Regions from separate parts of the Homo sapiens genome. Here region 1 is linked to region 2. A link is a loop called in an ENCODE intact Hi-C map of the cell type or tissue named here. Cell type or tissue: heart right ventricle. All regions are shown on one strand. Region 1 overlaps MICAL2 (microtubule associated monooxygenase, calponin and LIM domain containing 2). Region 2 overlaps USP47 (ubiquitin specific peptidase 47).

Region 1 (5,000 bases), 320 kb after region 2:
TCCTTCTAAGAGACGGCAGGGAGCAGCCTGCTGGAAACATGCAGAGCTGCTGGGTAAGACAGAGATGCTGTCAGCCACTAAGCGTGTCCCCATCACATCAGCATCACACCGGCTGAGGCCCTGCCTGCTGCTGTCTCTGGCTCTTCAGGCAGCCCTCCCCTGAGGACTCGGCTCCCTATCAGCCATTAGTTAATTTTGCTCCTCCAGAAGGGAGGCCATTGCTGATCTGGTCTGTGGCATGGCTGCTGGCCATTTGCCACGCTGGTGAGCTCTTGCAAGAAGAAGAAGGCACAGCCTTTGCACAGCTGGGCAGGGGGGCCCTTCACTGGGCTGGGAGCTACCCTTCAGTCCTCCTGGGTCAGAAGAGCACTGAGCATTGCAAAAGGAGCTTTCTCCACCAATGTCACTCCAAAAGCCAATGTGTGAACATTCATTCCTTCAACAAATTTAATTTTTTTGTTTTTTTGGAGACAGGGTCTCTCTCTGTCACCCAGGACAGAGTGCAGTGGTATGATCATAGCTCACTGCGTCCTCAAACTTTGGGACTCGAGTGATCCTCCTGCCTCAGCCTTCCACCCCTGAGTACCTGGGACTATAGATGTGAATCACCACCCTCAGTAAACAAATATTTATTGAATGAAAATCCATTGTTAGGCATTTCAGGCTGTCAGGATATGTATTGATGAATAAGAGTTAAATCTCTGCCCTAATGAGGCTTACACCCTACAAGCCTACAACAATCAATATATCAGTAAATTATATAATGTGTTAGAGGGCAAGATAATATTTCCTATGAAAAAATTAGAGCTGGTGGTGGGGACCTGGAATGCTGGGGAGGGAAGGGTGGCAATTTTAAATGGAGTGGTTGGGTGGGGGCTGGAGAGCTCTTCCTGTGATGGTGAGAACTGAGCAGGAGCAGAGTCACAGGTAAGAAGGCAAAGGCTCAGGGAGGAGACTGGAGCCCAGCGTTCGGACTCCCAGGCCAGTGCTCTCCTGTGTCCTGCAGAAGCCACGCATGCATGGAGGCCTTGTCAGAGGCCCAGAGGCTGTGTGCATGTAAACCCTCACACTCAGGGACAGGGAGGGCTTTGGGGTGGCCAACCCCAGATCTGCTGTCCCCACCTCTACAGCTTTGTTCCTTGCTCCTCCCCAGTTGTGGTAGAACAATTGCCCCATTTTTGTTCTTTTAAAAAATTCTTTCTCCCTAGCCAGCGTTGGCCATTAGATGATGTAATTGGGCTATTTCGACAGCTTCCAACATCTTAATTATTGGCTGATGTTTCTTTCACAGTATGGCTGGGAATGATGGAGGACCTCTTAGAATGGACTCTTGGGCAAGTCACTTAGCCTCTCTGTGCCTCAGTTTCTCTGAATACCTACACTCGCAGGTTCATGCAGGTCACACTGTGAGGCCATTTTAGGCAGTTATGGATGGAGTGGTGAGTTTCTGGTTTCAAGCAGTCTTAGAAAGGATATTGCCAGCCTCACCCATTGCCTTGACTTCCCTCACTCCCCAAACTCTGCCCCACCATTGATTCAGCACTGGGCTTTGCACATGCAGAATTTGGCAGAATCACAACCACCTCTAGGGAGAGAACTGGCTGTTCCTTAAAGTAGGTGATGATTTGGTGATAAACAGATTTATTCTATCCTGGTGCAGCTCAGGGAGTTTCTCTCCTAGAGTCTGGGGCCTTAATACTTCTTCCAAACAGATTTTGGGCTGCTCTTTTTGCTCAATGGACCCAAGTTCACCTGAATTCAGGGGAGCAAGAGGAAGAAAAATGCACTTGGAAACTGATGCTTAGTCCTTGACAACTTCCTGGCAGGCAGCATGTCTCTGTTCCTGCCCTATGGTCTTCCACACTGATTCCGAGGATCCGTGAATAATAATCTCCTCATGGGAACAGACTTAGCCAAACTTACTATGAGGAGCAATTGTTACTCACAGGGATGCAAACTTGAGTTGCTGACTCCAAGACAGGGAGCCAGGGCTCTGCCTTCAGACTCCACTTGCCCGCCCTCTCAGATTGATATTCCACTTTAAAATTCAGAGTGGTGCTGTGGGTTTCTTGGCCTGAATGGTCACAGGGAGTCTTGAGGGCTCTCACGGGGGGCTCAGATCCTTGGCAGAGTCTGTCTTTCCAGGCTGTGGACTGTGAGACCTATGCCCAGTTTTATGTCCCCAGAACCATTTCCTCATCTATCCCACCAAACCAGCCCTCTTCTGTGATCTCAGCTCCCTATCAGCCGTTAGTTACTTTCGCTCTTCCAGAAGGGAGGCCACTGTGCTGCTCTGGCCCATGGAATGGCTATTGGCTGCTGGCTGTTTGCCATGCCGTTGAGCTCTTGCAGGAACAAGAAGGCACTGAGCGTTTGCACAGCTGGGCAAGTGGGAGGGGTGGGGGCCTTCACTGGGCTGGGAATTGCCCCTCAGTCCTCCAGGGTCAGAAGAGCACTGAGCATTGCAAAAGGAGCTTTCTCTACCCTTGGGGTGTTTGTTTTAAAACTGGATTTGCAGGGTTTACTCGAGAGATTTGCATAGTAGAGAGAAACAGGGAAATGCTGGGAAGTTTTGTCTGGGGCATCCCGCCTTTGTTTGACCTGGTAGGAGGATAAATCTCAGGGACAGGTCTCAAGGCTGCCTCCAACCTCACTGTTCCTCCTTCTATCCTGGGAATAGAGCTAGGCAACCTTTTGGAGGTCTCCTGTGTGCATCCCAGCTTGGGGGATTTTAATTTGCGTAGTGCTGGTGTGGAAGAAGGATATGAGTTTCAAATCAGACTTCAGTTCAGAGCACCAATTACTCACTGTGTGGCCTTGGACAAGTTTGTGAACCTCTCTGAGCATTAGTTTCTTAACCTATAAAGTGGAGAGGACAGCAACTACTCTTGAGGGTAACTGGAATACTGCAATGTCCTAACCTATGCAAAATGCCTGAAGTATCCTGTAAAGCTTCTCTTTCCCCAGTGGAAGAGAATTCGGAAAGAAAGCTTATTTACCTAAAATGCATGTTGATCCCTCTCTTTCTAAAGGAAAAGAAGTCACCTTCAGGGTTCCATTTTCATCCCAGCCATTTGAGAACAGTGCATCCTCAGGTGAGTTAGAGCCTCCCTGAACTTCAGCTGCCTCACCTGCAAAGGGGGATTATCAGACCCACCTGCAGGGCTCTGGGAGTTAAGCGCATATGATCAGCAGCAGTACAGTGCCTGGCACCAGGGGACGAAGGTGGGCAGACATGTGCTTGTACTGGGAGCTCACAGCCCCTAAGGCCTGCCTGCGTCTCAGCTCTGAACTTGTAATTTCCAGACACCCTTGAACACAGTGATTTCAGTTCTTTGCCTGCCCTCCTACCCCCAGCCCTGGGCATATGGCCGAGGAATCAGATCCAACAGGCTGTCCTCTGATGTCTTCTCATACAGGGACTCCTCAGTGAGGATGTCCTTGCCCAAGTGGATCCAACAGACCACCTCTAGCCCTACGTGTCAAAAGCTCCCCTTCCTGTGAGCCCTCTCTTCTGAGGCCCTGCACATTCTGCTCTCACTGCTGCCTTACCCACGTGGGCTTGCTCGATGCTCCTGGCAGGCTGTGTGGCCACAGGTGGCCAAACTCAGCGGAGAAGTGTAGCCGGGACACCTGGTAATCTTGGCTCAGTTCCAGGCACAGGGAGGAACGTTTCCATTGTTCTCACACAAACAGGGCCTGGAGCCTGCTTTTTCCTGCATTCGCAGTTTCTGCCTTGTGCCAGGAATGTCGAGGTGAATAAGACAGGTCACTCAGGGAGTGCAAACTGAGGAAGAGATGGGCCAGCTCGGTGCAGTGTGAGGAACGCTCTGATATCTAGGCGGGGACCATCATTCTGCGTGGGGTCACAGGATCACTTGGAAAATGCCTCTTTGTAGAGGTCTAGCCATCGTCTGCAGCCTCTGGCATGGGTGCGTGTGACAACAGCTGCGTCGCCGTGTTTCTATCTAGATTGGCTCTGGGGAGAGGAGGCAGGGAGCTCGTCCTGTGTGGGCCATGCCACTCTTGTGCAGAGGAAAGTGATTTAAGACAAGAGAGAAGTCCCAGAACATGGAAATGCAAAGCTGCACAAACGGCCGTGCTTTGTTTTAATTTTTGTGGGTACGTAGTAGGTGTATATATGCATGGGGTACATGAGATGTTTGAATACAGGCATGCAATGTGAAATAAGCACATCACAGAGAATGGGGTATCCATTCCCTCAAGCATTTATCCCAATGGCCGTGCTTTGGACTCACTATCTGCCGCGTGCCTCCTGCATGGCCCAGGTTCTTTCAGGAGTCTTTTCCTCAGCCCTGCAAGGTTGGTGGAAGTCTCTCCATTTTACAGATGAAGAAGTTGAGGCTCACAGAAGGGAAATGGCGTATGTGAGGTTAACCTCGTGTAATGTGAGATGATTGCCCTCCTGAAATGTTCTAATTAATTTGCTGAAAAATAATTAGAATTCAAAAGGCAGGAAAAGGTAATGAAAAGCACCTAAATTCTTGAAAATTACAAGAATATTGAGAGATATTTAAAGGGTTGCAAAAGCAGTCCCATGGGACTTTGAAATTACTAGTTCTTAAAAAAACTAGAGGCTGGAACATGATCATCTTTGACCAGATCATCAGATTGTCCAACTTTGCATTTAGATGAATTGTTCCCAGCCTAATTATAAGCTCTTCTCTTGACCAGCCTCCCCAGGAGTGTGGTGTCTTGCCATCAATGCATGCTTCTGTTTGGTAGGAACCACTGGACTGGCTCTAACCCTGAGGTCCACACCAGGGTGACTTATCTAGGATTTCTCCATGAGTTGAGCATTTATTTCTCAGGATCGTGAGAACCTGAGCAGTGCTACTCAAAGTGTGGGCCACAGGCAGGGACTGGGCTGTAATCCCATGATTATAGCAAGTGAGAGAGAGTAAGTGTTGGAAACTTGTAGAACCATTTGATATTGCCACACATTCAAGTGTGTGATCATATTTCTAGTTTATTTTCAT
Region 2 (5,000 bases):
CCATGTTACTTCTCTGTGTGTTAACAGAGAATAGGAAATACACAAATAAGGGTTGTGTTTTCCTTCTCCTCTGAGTTACTTTTATTTTTTCCCCTTAGAATTCCTTGATCTATGAACTTTTCTCTGTTATGGTTCATTCTGGGAGCGCTGCTGGTGGTCATTATTATGCATGTATAAAGTCATTCAGTGATGAGCAGTGGTACAGCTTCAATGATCAACATGTCAGCAGGGTAAGGAGGTGTCCTTTAAGATTATTACTCTGAAAGGTGGGAGTAAGGATGTTTCTAAACAACAGTAAAGTTTATTAAGAATGAGTGAATCTGTCTAGTGATACATCTTAAGACCCATATCAAATCTGTCTTTAATTTTTGCTTTTAGTAAAGTTCTTGCCTTTGTTTATTATTTCTTTGTTTTGCTTTGTTTTGTTTGGGGCTTGCTGAATATCTCCAGAGATAGACTACCAATTTTCCTCTGGGCCTGAACCTTCATAGGTGCTACTTGTGCTTCACGTGTGATTAGGAATACTAGAACTGGCTGGCTGGTAAGCAGCCACTGATTATGATTAAATTTTGTGAATTGGTAGCTGTGTGAGCAATCATGAAGGTCTTTGATAGCATTTAACTCTGAGGCTAAAGATTGAGTTACATATTGACGTTAATGTGATAGTGTTATAGAATTTGCAAAAAAAATCATGTAACACATTTTCAGATAACACAAGAGGACATTAAGAAAACACATGGTGGATCTTCAGGAAGCAGAGGATATTATTCTAGTGCTTTCGCAAGGTAAGCAATTTCCTAATTTTCAGTGTTTAAAAGTTAGAATTAATTATAGCTTCTCAGTGTTTTTTTATCATCAAAGATTTAACCAAGGGATTGAGGAACTACAACCCATGAGCCAAATCCAACCTGCCTCCATATTTTGGAAATAAAGTTTGAACACTGACATAGCCATTTGTTTCTATATTATGTGTTAATGCTTTTACACTATAATAACATAGTTGAGTAGTTGCAGCACAGACCATATGGCCTGCAAAGCCTGTGATTTTTACTATTTGGTCCTTGCTGGAAACAACTTGCTGGCCCCTGACTTAACTGTTGTATGTAGACATTCCAATACACAGTTTTGTTAAAGACTTTACTGTATTACCAAGAGGAGATACGGAATCTTCTCTAAATGTGATAAGAGGAAACAGATTTTCCTCTTATCTGGAATGTTTTAAATCTCAGTGTGTCTGTGAACAGTGACATGATTTTCTAATTGTTTTTTAAAAAATCACAATTTAAATATTTCATGCTTAGAAGTGGAATCTTTTTAATCTACTTTTTGTCCTTATTAATCTTTTTTATGTTTCTACTAGTTCCACAAATGCATATATGCTGATCTATAGACTGAAGGATCCAGCCAGAAATGCAAGTATGTTTACCTACAGTTATTTGATTTTAATTTGTGTTATAAACTAATTTCTTTTGTAAGTTTGCAAACCCAGATAACTACTTTTAAATGATAGGATAATTAAGTTGTTTTATGCCTGGAAGAATTATTTACAAAGACTGTTACAAAATAATACCAAATGTTAAGGACCTTGAAAAAATGTTGTTGAATTATTTTTTAATATATGAAGAGACAAAACTACATTAAATAAATTGAATGTTTATTAGTAGTAAGATTATATTATGTGCAGTCTGATGTAGGGACGATAACATTTTTGGAATTATTGCTTTTAAAATATTGCAGTGTTTGTTTTTTCTTGCTAATTCTGACTCAGGCTGTATTACAAATATCTAGGGGGGTGTGTACAGATACATATACAGGTGATGTGTTTGCTCATAGTCTTTTCATAATTAAAAAAAATATAATCACAATCTTTGATTTCAGTATATTTCCTTTGTTTAGACACTACCGTTGCTATTAGTAAATCTGTTTCAAGCATTATGTTTTTATTCACATTTTTGTAAACCCTCATTAGATGGTGAATTCAATTGGTACAAGGCTTAGGACTTACTCATCTTTTCACATAAAGTATATTCTAGGATCTGTCATATAGTAATGTTCAATAATTTACTATGGAATTATTGAAAAAATAAATGGAAATTATAGTAAGTCATTTCAGAACAGAGATTTAAGAGCAGAAGTAATCATTTGTACTGTATTATAAAGAAACTACCCCAAAGAGTAAGCTGACCCAGGTCATAGCTATCTGGAAGCAGAGCCAGTATTGTAATTCATGTCCCTCACGTGGACCCAACCTTCCAATAGTGCAATAACTCAGCCTTCTTTTACTCCCCCAACTCTAGTTTTGTTATAAAGCACCAGAGGGCGCTGTATGACATGACATGGAATATTTTTTAAATTAGAGTTCTTTCCTAGAAACAACAGCTTTTACCTTTTACGGACACATGCTGTTTTTGATAAAATTTTTTTCCCCTTTTTAATGCCAAATAATCATTGGCTTTATTAAATGGTGTCATAATTTCATATTGTCCCTTTGAATGCTTTGAGTTACATATGAAGTTGTAATTATTAAGAAAAACTTTCGTAAAAATGATTATATGTGAGTCTATAGTAATGATTTTTTGCATATACTTTATTCTTTTAACTAATTGTTTAAAAGTAGCCTCACAAATTATATCAGGCTGTCCTCGCATTGCTATAAAGAAATACCCAAAACTGAGTAATTTATAAAGAAAGATTTAATTGTCTCACAGTTCTGCAGGCTTTGCAGGAAGCATGATGCTAGCATCTGCCCAGCTTCTGATGAAGCCTCAGGGAGCTTTCAGTCATGTCAGAAGGCAATATGGGAGCAGGCATTTCACATGGCAAAAGCAGGAGCAAGCAAGTTCCGGGGTTGGGGGAGGGGTGCCACACACTTTTAAATGACCAGAACTCATGAGAACTCAGTATGGCAAAGAAAGCACCAAGCCATGAGGCTTGACCCAGACATCTCCCACCAGGCCCCACCTCCAGTATTGGGGATTCCAATTCAACATGAGATTTGGGCGAGGACAGATGTCCAAACTATATCACATAATCATCACTTTTTGTATTCAAATGAATCTTGACCATATAGAGAGGGAGAAATCCAATAGATGAAGGTGTCAGTTTTATGACTCTGCATTCTTTGGTTAGGAAGCAGCTAAAGACTGCTTTGAGAACACAGGAAAGATAATAGTAAACAAATGGGTAGTACTCAGTAGCAGCAACAGCAGCAGTATTTATTAAGTTTTATTGTATCTCAGGTAGTAACTTTATGGGGTAGATGATATTAATAAGCTGAAGAGACCTACATTTGGAGAAGTAAACTTGCCCAAGGTCACACAGTTTGATGGGGATGGCATGATTTGAAGTCAGAAATTATTTTCAAGTTGCAGAGAGCTTTTTCATTCTAAAATATTAATCCACATACTGGAGTTGTTCTGGAGCCAAGAGCCATTTTGAATAAATACATGGCTCTTTAAGATATGGACCTAACCATGTGTCCCTGTTAACTGTCTCTTAACCCTTTTCTGGACGAAGCTTGTATTCCAAGTTGAGAGAAGGATGTAATGGAGATATATCTCCATGAGTGCTACAGTAGAAGTATATACCATGAGAGCATAGTGAAGCAGGATGAATAAAGGCAGCTCAGTTTCAGTGACACTGTCTTATCCTGTTTTTATTACTAATAGAATTTCTAGAAGTGGATGAATACCCAGAACATATTAAAAACTTGGTGCAGAAAGAGAGAGAGTTGGAAGAACAAGAAAAGAGACAACGAGAAATTGAGCGCAATACATGCAAGGTTGAATTCCATCATTTTATTTTTAATTGAAAGTGCTATTTTTAAGCTCGCTTACCTGCAATTCTAATGACTAACTCATTGGGTTGATTCTGAGACAATTATGCTATCATGATCATTGAACAGTGTAACCAACTATACTATAAAGGTAAAATTTGATTTGATTTGATGTGTAAAAACCCAGTAACATGTAGTGACGGTGCTCAGTGCTGGTGAAGCCACAGTTGAGGTAGACACATTCTCTTATCCTACTAAAAGAAAATAAATCCGTAAAAACTGGATAGAAATTGAGTAGTATTTATCAAGAGCCTTAAGCAAAATCATATTTTTTAATATAATTTCTCTTATGGAATTACCTAAGGAAATAATCATAATTACTGTAATAATCTTGATTACAGGGATATTCATTATAGCATTTTCCAAATTAGGGAAAAATTGGAAACAACACAAATGTATATTGGTAGGGGAATGATTACATAAATATGATACATGCTTATAAGGAAACATGCAGTTGTTAAAATTAATGTTTTTGAATTTTTGTATGGTGTGAGACATAACTGGTGTCAATTACTAAGTGAGAAAGAATAGATAGAAGAGTGATCTCAATTATGTTCTTTTAAAAAATTGCAGTATTTTGACAATTAGGAATAAATGCTATCTACGGAAGAATTGAACTTTGGAACTGCAGAGTTGATGATGATATTTTACATTTTCTAGATAAAATTATTCTGTTTGCATCCTACAAAACAAGTAATGATGGAAAATAAATTGGAGGTTCATAAGGATAAGACATTAAAGGAAGCAGTAGAAATGGCTTATAAGGTATGTTTAATTGCATCATTGGCATTTACTTACTAATACAACAGTATTAACATAATTTCCCAAGTTTTTATAATGGATAATAGTTATATAAACACTGGCAGTAACCTTGGTAACTGGTTAATTTATCTCTTACCGAGTATATTTATACCTCTCCTTTGGAGCATAGTCAGTTGATTTTGAAAATTTTCTCCCTCTGGAAGCCATTTGAAGTTTCTAGATCCCAGAATTAAAATTAGGAACAGAATGTTTATTTGCTCTTTCTATTCATTTAACATACATTTCATGAGTGTTTACTATATGAAACATTAGAGATATTAGAGTGAATAAGATAACATGAGGTGTTAGAGATACCAAAGTGAACAAGGCGTGGTCACTGCCTTCATGGAGTTTACAATCTACT

What was found. A loop is a pair of places that touch in the nucleus more often than their neighbours do. Peaks named below come from ENCODE experiments on the same cell type or tissue, not always from the same donor. Only the 100,000 strongest peaks of a DNase experiment are listed, where the experiment ranks them.
Region 1: it touches region 2 in a loop (2.2-fold over the local background); 6 of 110 quality-filtered maps call a loop at or near these places.

What each region holds. Positions count from the first base shown.
Region 1 is chr11:12,246,152-12,251,151 of GRCh38, forward strand. MICAL2 (microtubule associated monooxygenase, calponin and LIM domain containing 2) reads left to right here. Exons shown (of 28, transcript NM_001282663.2): 22 at 3,033-3,095. Among named protein-coding and RNA genes, the nearest start is that of MIR6124, 85 kb to the left of the region's middle. In heart right ventricle, no CTCF peak of the experiment used is centred here; a DNase peak (open chromatin) is centred at 2,330; H3K27ac peaks cover 1,841 bases.
Region 2 is chr11:11,929,336-11,934,335 of GRCh38, forward strand. It overlaps USP47 (ubiquitin specific peptidase 47), which reads left to right. Exons shown (of 28, transcript NM_001282659.2): 12 at 99-230; 13 at 709-785; 14 at 1,361-1,416; 15 at 3,669-3,781; 16 at 4,496-4,600. Among named protein-coding and RNA genes, the nearest start is that of DKK3, 77 kb to the right of the region's middle. In heart right ventricle, CTCF peaks have their summits at 2,311 (motif pointing right) and 2,534; no DNase peak of the experiment used is centred here.